Regions from separate parts of the Homo sapiens genome. Here region 1 is linked to region 2. A link is a contact called in ENCODE Hi-C or POLR2A ChIA-PET data. All regions are on one chromosome and are shown on one strand. The core of a region is the stretch at or near the end of the contact, and the rest is flanking DNA. Distances in the headings are between cores, read along the strand shown. Region 1 holds the start of POFUT4 (protein O-fucosyltransferase 4). Region 2 overlaps PSAP (prosaposin).

Evidence for each region. Hi-C counts contacts between places; a loop is a spot of excess contacts on that map. ChIA-PET counts read pairs that join two places held with the same protein, here RNA polymerase II (POLR2A).
Region 1: a loop to region 2 is called in a map with no recorded cell type, with 7 times the contacts of the local background. The contact joins the promoter of POFUT4 here to the enhancer-like site in region 2. A Hi-C loop is called at or near these places in 1 of 37 single-sample maps with no recorded cell type. POLR2A ChIA-PET finds 5 or more read pairs at or near these places in 1 of 52 experiments (PC-9).

The regions. Positions count from the first base shown.
Region 1 is chr10:73,768,524-73,774,252 of GRCh38, forward strand. It overlaps POFUT4 (protein O-fucosyltransferase 4), which reads left to right and starts at 3,753. Exons shown (of 3, transcript NM_173540.3): 1 at 3,753-4,518; 2 at 4,667-5,292. The coding sequence starts at 3,811. It overlaps SEC24C (SEC24 homolog C, COPII component), which reads left to right. Exons shown (of 23, transcript NM_198597.3): 16 at 287-383; 17 at 484-629; 18 at 824-962; 19 at 1,092-1,210; 20 at 1,313-1,492; 21 at 1,757-1,948; 22 at 2,186-2,275; 23 at 2,432-3,638. The coding sequence ends at 2,572. RefSeq lists enhancers at 3,475-3,654, 4,245-4,354, 4,640-5,170, 5,015-5,064 and a silencer at 3,985-4,034.
Region 2 is chr10:71,833,729-71,839,405 of GRCh38, forward strand. PSAP (prosaposin) reads right to left here. Exons shown (of 14, transcript NM_002778.4): 2 at 644-777. Among named protein-coding and RNA genes, the nearest start is that of PSAP, 15 kb to the right of the region's middle. RefSeq lists enhancers at 2,148-2,917, 2,735-2,804, 2,915-3,014, 2,918-3,687, 4,458-5,226. Within about 2 kb of position 2,588, at least 26 of the 41 ENCODE cell types and tissues checked have a DNase peak (open chromatin) inside an H3K27ac peak, as active enhancers do.

The DNA of each region.
Region 1 (5,729 bases), core at 2,503-5,002, 1.9 Mb after region 2:
AATTTCTTAAGTACTTCCTCTTTTGTTCCTTCATCTGCAAAATGGTGTTAAAATACTTAAGTAGGATTTGTCAACAGAATTAAATAATTATATGTAAAGCACTCTGTGTGGTACCTGGCATGCAGTCTAAGTGTTTAAAAGCTATTATTGTCATCATCATTATCATCCTCACTGTTATGATGATGATAATTAGGTGGCCTTGTAGAGTGGAAGGGGTACAGGGAGATTGTCTGCACGATGAGCTATGTCTAGTCAGTGACATGACTCTGGACCTGGGGGCCTGCAGGTGGAGAACGACCAGGAGCGGTTCCTGAGTGACCTGCGTCGTGATGTCCAGAAGGTTGTTGGCTTTGATGCTGTGATGCGGGTCCGGACAAGCACTGGTCAGTCCTGATTGAAGAGCAGGTTGGGGGGCTAAATATGGAAGGGAGGCATGTGGCACTTGTCATACTTTTTGCCCTGACCCTGTCCATGTGGCCTCAGGTATCCGTGCTGTAGATTTCTTTGGAGCTTTCTACATGAGCAACACGACAGATGTGGAGCTGGCTGGGCTAGATGGGGACAAAACAGTGACTGTGGAGTTCAAGCATGACGATCGGCTCAATGAAGAGAGCGGAGCTCTCCTGCAGGTGGCAGGCGGGAGGCGGGGCTGGGCAGGAAGTGTTTCATTCGCTTGGTATAGAAGAGGGTGAGGAATGGGTAGAGAGCACTAAAAGAAGAGACAGGGCACGGGAGTGGCTCATTTCTCTCTTCCAGTTTAATAGTGTAGCAAAGGGCCTTTGTGAGGGAGGGGTGTGAGTTCCCCCTTTCTCCTTTCCCCTAGTGTGCCCTGCTTTACACCAGCTGTGCAGGGCAGCGTCGGCTCCGCATCCATAATCTGGCCCTGAACTGCTGCACCCAGCTGGCTGATCTATATCGAAACTGTGAGACTGACACGCTCATCAACTACATGGCCAAGTTTGGTGAGGGTAGAAGCAGGGCAGGGTGGGATTGGGGCTGAGAGGTCCAGGATGGTGAGTGGGTAGTTGTGATGGTGGGAATGCACACATGATGGGCAGCTGACCAGTGACTATCTTTGCTTTCCCATCCAGCATATCGGGGAGTCCTGAATAGCCCTGTGAAGGCTGTTCGTGACACGCTCATCACCCAGTGTGCCCAGATCCTGGCCTGTTACAGAAAGAACTGTGCTAGCCCCTCCTCTGCAGGACAGGTGGGGCAAGTATATTAGTGGGAGGTGGGGTTGTTGGGACAAATGTTTGCATTTGGGAGGGATTTCTCATGATCATTGACTTTATTTTGATAATCCCCTCAGTTGATCCTTCCTGAGTGCATGAAGCTACTCCCAGTTTACCTGAACTGTGTGTTGAAGAGTGATGTCCTGCAGCCTGGAGCTGAAGTCACTACTGATGACCGTGCCTATGTCCGACAGCTAGTTACCTCCATGGATGTGACTGAGACCAATGTCTTCTTCTACCCTCGGCTCTTACCTTTGGTGCGATTGAGGGTTGGAGTATGAGATCTTGCACGGAGCAAAGGGCCTCTTAGGAGGAGGAAAGGATAGGCTAGTATCAGTCAGACACTAGTGGAATTTGTTTTTATGTATTTTAGCTGATGTAATTTTCACACTGAGAGAGTTACTGAGACCCCAGAAGGGGTGGTGTCTGAGGACTTAGCTTTCAAAATTTTGTGTGTGGTGCGGGGGGGCAGACTTGTCTTATGGTCCTTGGTAACCTTTTGCTCCCTTCCTTTTGTCTAGACAAAGTCTCCCGTTGAGAGTACTACCGAACCACCAGCAGTTCGAGCCTCTGAAGAGCGTCTAAGCAATGGGGATATATATTTACTGGAGAATGGGCTCAACCTCTTCCTCTGGGTGGGAGCAAGCGTCCAACAGGGTGTTGTCCAGAGCCTTTTCAGCGTCTCCTCCTTCAGTCAGATCACCAGTGGTTTGGTGAGGGCAGGGAGTCAAGGAGAATATGGGTGTGGAAGTATACTTTGTGAAACAATTGGGAGCCAATATAGTTAGTGTGCTAGTACCCTCAAATATCAGGGAACACTTGGGGACAAGGGCAGTTGCTGTCATTCTTCCCAGGTTTGCCTGTTTCAGATGATGCATACATGTATGCTGCCCCACCTTGACTGAACTCAGAGTGCCTTACCATAAGGATAAATGAATTTTGTGTTCTAGAGTGTTCTGCCAGTTCTGGATAATCCACTGTCCAAGAAGGTTCGAGGCCTCATTGATAGCTTACGGGCACAGAGATCCCGGTACATGAAGGTAACACTGATCTGAACCCTGGATTTCTTACCTTGTCAAGTCCTCACCTAGAAGTGGGGGTTGGGTGGGGAATGAGTAAGTGACTGCCTAATGAGATTTCTGGGCATGTTTAATTTCCTTTGGCCTTGCCTTATGAACCCTGAATTCTGGCCGTAGCTTACCGTGGTGAAACAGGAAGACAAGATGGAGATGCTGTTCAAGCACTTCCTGGTGGAAGACAAGAGTCTGAGTGGGGGAGCATCTTATGTGGACTTTCTCTGTCATATGCACAAGGAGATTCGGCAGCTACTGAGCTAAAGCAAGTGGGTAAATGGCATAGGGCCCAGGCTAGCTTCCAGAAAGCACCCCAGGATGTCAGAGAAATTGGGACAGTAACATATCTTATGTAAGCTGACCTCAGTCTCTCTGGGGGGAGGGGGAGATATAAGGAGACACCTTCTTTCTGGGCTCAAGTATCCTGCCACTCTGTCATGTCCTGCTGATGGAAGGTGCCCCTGTTCCCTCATTCTACCCTCTTTTTCCTGCTAATCCTGTCATAATGAATGTAGCTTCTCAGTTCACTGTATATGATTCGGTATTGGGGGTTTGGAGGCACCCAGACCCTGGCAATATTATGTGTCCCTTTGGACCAGTCTCCCAAGAGGAGAGGGGCAGGCAGGAAAGAGTGGGGATCCTAAGGTTACTACAGGGGGCTCAGTGTCATCCACAACTTCCTATATTAGGGATAAAACATATAGGTGCACAAGAGCTGGGGTATAGCCCATAGGTGGTGGAGAGAAAAGTGGTCAGTCCTTCTTGGGCCTGGAGGTTAGCAGTCAAGTTTCTCTGCTTTCACTGCTCGCTCGCTCTCTCCTGCAATGATTGATGATCACTCCGTGGATAGAGAGGCACACTGTCAGAGGTGACCGGAGAACTGAGTTGCAAAATATATTAAGATCTGGTAGAGGTACCAGCTTCCTTTCCAGCTGGAGAGGCCCCAACACTGGATGGTTCTGTAGGGAGCCTAGGGAGCCTGGTCATCAACTTGCAATACCTCACAGAGCCAGTTCACATCCCACTCTGAGCTCCCACGAGAAACACTGCTTCTCCAGGCCCGGGGTTGTTGGGGAGAGAGGCAGAGGCAGCTGGAGCGCCGTTCTCTCCTGCTGGGACACCGCTTGGGCTTTGGTATTGACTGAGTGGCTGACAGTTATCTTCCAACCCCAACTGGCTTGGGGGCAGGACAAGGGCTAGGCTTGATGGTGGCCAGGCTTGCCTGCTCCCCACCTGGGATGCCCCTGCTCTGGACCTCTCATTTCTCTTCATTGGTTTATTTTTCAATGCATCTTTAATTTGTAAAGAAATAAAATAAATTAAGATGTAACCATTAGCCTCATCTTTACTCCCGAAAGCTCACTTTGCTTTTAGTCCTGGCCGTCGGCTGAGCGAGCTGCGCATGCGCCACGTGCCCCCGTGGCGTAGGGCCTCGTCCGGTCACGACTATCCGCTGGGCGGGGTCGGTGCTGGCCGAGGGGGCGCCGGCTGCCGGAGTGGACATGGCGGCCGGCCCCATTAGGGTGGTGTTGGTCCTTCTAGGGGTGCTCAGTGTCTGTGCAGCCAGCGGCCATGGGTCCGTAGCGGAGAGGGAGGCCGGCGGGGAGGCGGAGTGGGCGGAACCGTGGGATGGCGCGGTTTTCCGGCCGCCCTCGGCGCTGGGCGCAGTGGGGGTGACGCGCAGCTCTGGGACGCCGCGGCCAGGGAGGGAGGAGGCGGGGGACTTGCCGGTACTGCTGTGGTGGAGCCCAGGGCTATTCCCCCACTTCCCGGGAGACTCGGAGCGCATCGAGTGTGCGCGCGGCGCGTGCGTGGCGTCCCGGAACCGCCGAGCGCTGAGGGACTCGCGGACGCGCGCGCTGCTCTTCTACGGCACAGACTTCCGCGCGTCGGCCGCCCCGCTGCCGCGCCTGGCGCACCAGAGCTGGGCGCTCCTCCACGAGGAGTCGCCCCTCAACAACTTCTTGCTGAGCCACGGCCCGGGCATCCGCCTCTTCAATCTTACCTCCACCTTCAGTCGCCACTCGGATTACCCGCTGTCGCTGCAGTGGCTGCCCGGGACCGCCTATCTGCGCCGCCCGGTGCCTCCGCCCATGGAACGCGCGGAGTGGCGCCGCCGCGGCTACGCGCCGCTGCTCTATCTGCAGTCACACTGCGACGTGCCAGCGGACCGGGACCGCTACGTGCGCGAGCTCATGCGCCACATCCCGGTGAGTGAGGGCGGGCCGGAGGGAAGGAAAAGGAGAGGGCGGGTTGAGGCCAGGACTCCAGGTGTCCAGGACTCCAGGTGTCCAGGACTCCAGGTGTCCAGGCCTCCAGGGCCGCACCCTCATGACAGCCTTACTGTACCCGGTCTAGGTAGACTCCTACGGGAAATGCCTGCAGAATCGGGAGCTGCCTACCGCGCGGCTACAGGACACAGCCACGGCCACCACCGAGGATCCAGAGCTCTTGGCTTTCTTGTCCCGCTATAAGTTCCACTTGGCCCTGGAAAATGCCATCTGTAACGACTACATGACAGAAAAACTGTGGCGTCCCATGCACCTGGGCGCTGTGCCCGTGTACCGCGGTTCTCCCTCTGTGAGGGACTGGATGCCGAACAATCACTCCGTCATCCTGATTGATGATTTTGAGTCTCCTCAGAAGCTGGCAGAGTTTATTGACTTTCTGGACAAGAATGATGAGGAGTATATGAAATACCTGGCATACAAGCAACCTGGGGGCATCACCAACCAATTTCTTCTGGATAGTCTGAAGCATCGGGAGTGGGGAGTGAATGATCCTTTGCTGCCTAACTACCTCAACGGCTTCGAGTGTTTCGTCTGTGACTACGAACTGGCTCGGCTGGATGCCGAGAAAGCCCACGCGGCCTCTCCCGGGGACAGCCCCGTCTTTGAGCCCCACATTGCCCAGCCCTCACACATGGACTGCCCAGTGCCCACACCTGGCTTTGGCAATGTGGAAGAGATTCCTGAGAATGACAGGTAAGAGTGCTGGGGTCCCCTGCAGCTATCAAATCATTTACTTACTTGCTTACTGTGGGCAATTAAGTAGCACTAGGTGCTGAGCAGGTGCAGGAGGAAATTATCACATGGGCTCATTCTGTATTTAAGGTGTCAACAGTCTAGTTGGGGGGATAAGACAAGCTGAAAAAGCTGAATAGATGTAAAATATAATTCAAGGCAACGTATGAAAATCAGCTTATGTGAACAATGTTTCCAGTAGTGGTTCAAAAAGATTGAACCAGAGTACAGGGCCTGTGCAGACAGGGGAGAGAGAAAATGGGGCAAATAAATAGGGACAAGGCTATAAATATCATTAATACCAGGTTCAGGAGTTTGCACTGCACTAAAAATCAACTCAGCTATTTGAGCACCTTTTATAGAGTGGAAATGGGGTTGGGCAGTAGAGAAGAGCACTT
Region 2 (5,677 bases), core at 1,338-3,837:
ACACACCCATGGCTTGTCGCCTTAGACCATGCCCCACATTAATACGCTACATTTAGCATTATTTAGATGAAAAATCAGTGCTAGCTTCCTCAGTGTGGTTACAGCTGGAAACCAATTTTAAATGGCAACTGCACTCCAGGATCTCAATCAGCAGTTTGCCTGTTTGAGAGGAGTGAGGAGAGAACAAAATATGAAACAGGCAGAAAGTACCTGAAAAGCTCAGCATTTACTTTTTGGAGTGAGTGACCAAGGATAGAGCCGCGCCCATGTGCCCAGTGGTGGGAATGGGCACTGCCAACCCACTGGCCTCTTATCTAAGGTGAGAAGTGGGATCTGCACAGAGGCCCAGAGGCAGCATGGGGCAGGCACCTGGAGCCGCAGGCATGGGGGACCTCATCCTGTCTGCCACAAGAAACCAGGTAGCCTCAGGAGAGTGAAACCTTAACCTCTCTGAGCCTCCATCTCCTCTGCTGTAAAATGGGTACATTCACCAATAGGTCCTGCCTCCCACACAGAGTCACAGTGAGAAGTAAACAAAACAAGGCAAGAAAAAGTGCTCTGTCAATATGGCAGTGAGTTACAGCTGTTCTAAGGGGACCCAAGAGGAGTGCTGCGGCTGGGACTGGAGGGCAGCGGCACTCACCACTGTTGGCTTGTTCCAAACGGTCTGCAGGCAGTGCTTCACTGCCCCGCAGTCGGACGCCGTCTTCACATTCTGGCACCACACTGCCGAGCCCCTGGTGCATTCTTTCAGTCCAAGGACCGGGCCGGCTAGAGCTAAAATGAAAACCAACGTGAGGAGGTGGCCCATTTTGTAGCAAACCAGGTCGACCTGACTTATTTCCCCAGGGCTGAGGGCGACTGTCCTTGAGCTGGACTCTGCTACTCAGCCCCTCACCAAGCTGTATGGGACACCAGCCACACAGATACACGCCTGTCCCGGTCAAGAAGCTGGCTTGTCTGTCACAGGGCTAGAAGGGACTCATGTATCTGGTTCACGTTCATCCTCTCTAGCTACCTTTAAACAGTATCAGGGAGTATCAGAACTTTAACCTTAAAATGTTTCCATAAGTAATAAGGTATCATCATAACCTTAAAATGTTTCCATAAGTAACAAAAGAAACCATAGGAGAAAAGACTAACAAATTCAAATACAGGGAAGATTTTGACTTCTGTAAAATGGATAACAACTGTAGAATGAAGGGTTTTTTTAAAAAAGAAAAACAGGCTGGGCACGGTGGCTCACGCCTATAATCCCAGCACTTTGGGAGGCCAAGGTGGGTGGATCACGACGTCAGGAGATCAAGACCATCCTGGCTAACACAGTGAAACCCCATCTCTACTAAAAATACAAAAAAAAACAATTAGCCAGGTGTGGTGGCGGGCGCCTGTAGTTCCAGCTACTCGGGAGGCTGAGGCAGGAGAATGGCGTGAATCCGGGAGGCGGAGCTGGCAGTGAGCCTGGGTGACAGAGCGAGACTCCGTTTCAAAAAATAAATAAATAAATAAATAAATAAATAAAATAAAAATTAAAATTAAAAAAAATTCATACCCTTATAACATAAAACAATGGCCAGCTGCCGGTGGCTCATGCCTATAATCTCAGCACTTTGAGAGGCCGAGGTGGGGTCAGTTGAGTCCAGGAGTTCGAGACCAGCCTGGGCAACATGGCAAAACCTCATCTCTACAAAAAATTAGCCGGGCATGGTAGCACGCACCTGTGATCCCAGCTACTCGAGAGACTGAGGTGGGAGGATAGCTTGAGCCCAGGAGGCAGAGGTTGTAGTGAGCCGAGATCTCACCACTGCACTCCAGCGGTGAGCTACCATACCTAGCCCTAAAAATATTTTATAAACTGCCTTGAGAGTGCCTATGTTTCTTAAAACAGGTCCTTGATTTTAGAACCAAAAAAATGGGGAAAAAAATCCTCAGATTCACATCTCACTTCTAGCCCAATTATTTAGCTAGGAAACAAGAGATTACATCGGACTACACATAGAGGATGGTGGCATGAGGGTCAAACTCCAACAGGCATCTCAGTAGGGTTGAACAAACTTTTGCTGCAATAGATACTTGACCCAAGTCTGAGACAGAAAAAAAAAAAAAAAAAACAAAACACAATCACCTGAGAAACACACTTAGAACCTCAGGAATCTTGCTGTATGCTGCTTCCCTCTGTAAGCCAATTCTACATACGTGTGTAACACACATAGGAAACACGTGTTGTATAGGTCAGTACGTGTTCTTCCTCCAGGAGAGGGTAAGGAATGAACTGCTTTCTTTCATTACTACCTCCACAAGCTACTCACACAAAGACTGAGTCCCACAAAGCTCGAGTCAGATCACCTTCACCCCTTCAGACACAAGCAAATGAATTATTCATCTGCTGCCCAGATTATAGCCTTCCCTGTCCCCTGGGAGCAAAATCACAAACACGTCCAGTTCGCAACCTCAACCAAGCTGGCCACATTCCAGAGGCTGCTGGTTTGGACTCTAGTTTCCAGGGGAAAACATGTGCCAGATGCAAATCAGTACCAAGCTCCCCAGATGGCTCACAAAAGCTTAGTTAGCCCGCAGTGTAGCCAAGCATGGCTGGCGCCAGCCTCAGTTATAAATCTCAGGGGAGCGGTGGAGGGGAGGCAGAATTGAGTCATGAGGGTAAGGGCTCTGGGGACTGTGCGGTCACAGAGACAGCACAAATAGGAACCCCAGACCTGATGACTCCCACCACACCCTAGCAGGCCCTGGGCCCCTAGGACTCTGAAAAGGACCCATGATGACACCATGATACACTGCCTAGCCCTACCTCCAAATCAAGATGAACAGGAGGCTACCAAATGAGTCTCTAGGCAGAGGAAGGCAGAGTGATACACAGGGAAGCCAGAAGAGGATGGGCTCAGACCTCAGGAGACCAGAGCCAAGACAGAGGAGTCACCACCAAAAGCAGGGGCAAGTGACCAGCACCCCCGATTCTTAAAAATGCTCATCCAGTGTAATGTCCACCCAGCTACTTTCTCCAGCCCTCTCAGCAGGGAACTAGCTACAGCTGACCAAAATCTAGAGTGTTTCCGGAACACAACACACTCTCACAGGCCCATGTGAGAATACTTTGTAGGCTGCCTACTTCCTCTAGGAATGTGAAACAATAATCGTTTTCCATGATGACTTTGTTACTTGTTTTGGTCCGGCCAACCTGGACTGAAAATAATCTTGGGCAGCCCCTTGTATCTGAAACTGGCCCAGCTAATACAAACTGACTGTCACTTCCCAATCCATGACCTACTGAATGGCAGCAGGCCTCTTCCTCAGATCTGGAGGCAAAAAGATACGCATGGTGGAGAATTCGGTACGCCTATAAAGTCAAGTTCCAGCGTAAAACAGATTTCCGTGGACACAGGAAGTAACACGTAAATTCCAACTCCTAGAAAGTGCCTTCTTAGCAAGACACCCCCTTCTACCTCCAACCACAAGCCAAACATAAAGGTGCATGTTACAAAAACAGCCTGTGGTATGCAACGGATTCCATCTCCCAGGATGAACGACATGATGACATACGTTCATAGACTGCGTGTCCTCAGGGCAGGCACCACTGGGTGGTGCTGGGGAGCTCCCAGCCGCCAAGAGGTGCAAAGCCCACTCCCAGAGCAGATCTCCTAAGAGGGGATCAAACAGTGGGTCAGAACCTTTTGGGGACATGGATCCCTTTCCCAGAAACTTTATTACACACACATTTCTCCTAGCACTTGAGGAACTTCTCAGGTCCCAGCTGTGGATTAATCATAAAGCTCTACAGGCAAGGGTGGTTTTTCTCCACACAAGCAGGTAAACAACCCAGCTGAAGGCATGGCTACCAGCTCCACTGACTGCGCAGAGCCCGAGGCCCTCAGGCCAAAGAACAAATGAACAGTCACGATTTTCTTTACCCCAAAGAGCAGGAGGAACAGACATCTAAGTAATGGTGTGTGATCCCACGCATCGGTGGGAATGGGAGCGGCAAGGCAATGCTAACGGAGCCTTCCTCAAAACGAAATTGGAATTGGCACCTGCAAGATGGTGACAGAAAAGGCTGGCTACGTGGAGAGGGAGTGGGGAATTCCAGAACATTCCAAAGGAGTCCAGTTCTCTGTGGGGAAGGGAAGAAACTGTCCTGTCTTTTCAGGAGCGAAGCCAAGGGAAGTAGCGGCAGCCAGGCTGCAAAGGCAGACAGATCTCAGGTGCTTGGGGGAATGGTCTCACCTGCCCCACACACCCTAAGGTGAGGGCTCAACCCCGTGGGCGATACTGCAGGAAGCTTCAGGGATTTCTGGGAGGGACAGGACAGGCAAGCTCATGTGTGGGTCTCAACCACCCAGGCACAAGGTGGCAGAACTGAAGAGGAGGTGGGAGATACCAATGTCAGGCACCTAACTGGAAGGCGAATTCAAAAACGTCCACATGAGAAATGGAAGCAGCAAGAGCCAAGAGAGGCTAACACAGAGTCCAAGAGAACAAGATGGGCAAATGGCACTAACAGGGTTCCATGAGAAGTTGTGCAGACTCAAAGGGAAAACAGAACAGCAAGGGCCAATAGCACCAGGAGAGACACGCCCATGAGCAACGTGAGCTGCTCAGCAGAGGCCAGGGAGGGGAGGGCCTGGGGCCCCACCCAGAGAGTCCCCTGGAGGACTGGGGATGAGTGACGGGAGAAGGAATGTTTCAGAGACACGCGGTCATCTCCAAGGAGGGGGAGAATCCCGTACACCTTCCACCAGGGTGTGGAGCTGGTATGAGTGGCTCCAGACCACAGATCTCTGAACAATGGGTGCAAGGAAGCAGACCACAGCTCCAGGTAAAGAATGCATTTAACATCCACCCAGGGGCATAAAAAGAGAACGGATTAGCTGGACGTGGTGGTGCACGCCTCAGTAGTCCCAGCTACCAAGGAGGCTGAGGTGGGAGGATCGATTGAGCCCAGGAGGCGGAGGTTGCACTCCAGTGCCCCAGCACCACTGCACTCCAGCCTGGGCAATAAAGCCAGAGCCTGTCTCAGAAAAAAAAGAGAGAATGAGTGGCATCATTAGGTGATGACCTCACCAACAGTGGAAGCAAACAAGCAGAAACAAAATGCATAACTTATGAGCAATTCTATATAAGAGGGATCCTTTCAGTGGTGGGCTGAACTAAAAGAGCTCCGAGGAGCTCCAAGTCTTCACTCTAACAAGGCAGATAACATTTTCAGCATTTATAACTAATAAATAAACACTACCCAAAAACACTTTCTCGTGAGTTATTTCTCAAAACATGTGGCCAGCAAAGCCTTTAATCTCTATTCTCATCCTCCCACACCCTACCCCCAAATACCAGCTTCCTTCTCTGAGGCAGTATGCTGAACTCCAAAAAAGTTCTTAGAATGTTTGACCTCCTAAAGATTTCCAATTAAATGTGTCATAAAGACATGAACAGCACTCGGGGCAAATTGAGCACTTCACTTCTTAGTTCAAGGGCCTGGCAAGACAGCTTGGAACAACGGGCTCTTTTTTTTTTCTTTTGAGACAGAGTCTTGCTCTTGTCGCCCAGGCTGGAGTGCAGTGGCACGATCTCGGCTTACTGCAGCCTCCACTTCCCGGGTTCAAGCGATTCTCCTGCCTCAGCCTCCCAACTAGCTGAGATTATAGGCGCCTGCCACCATGCCCAGCTA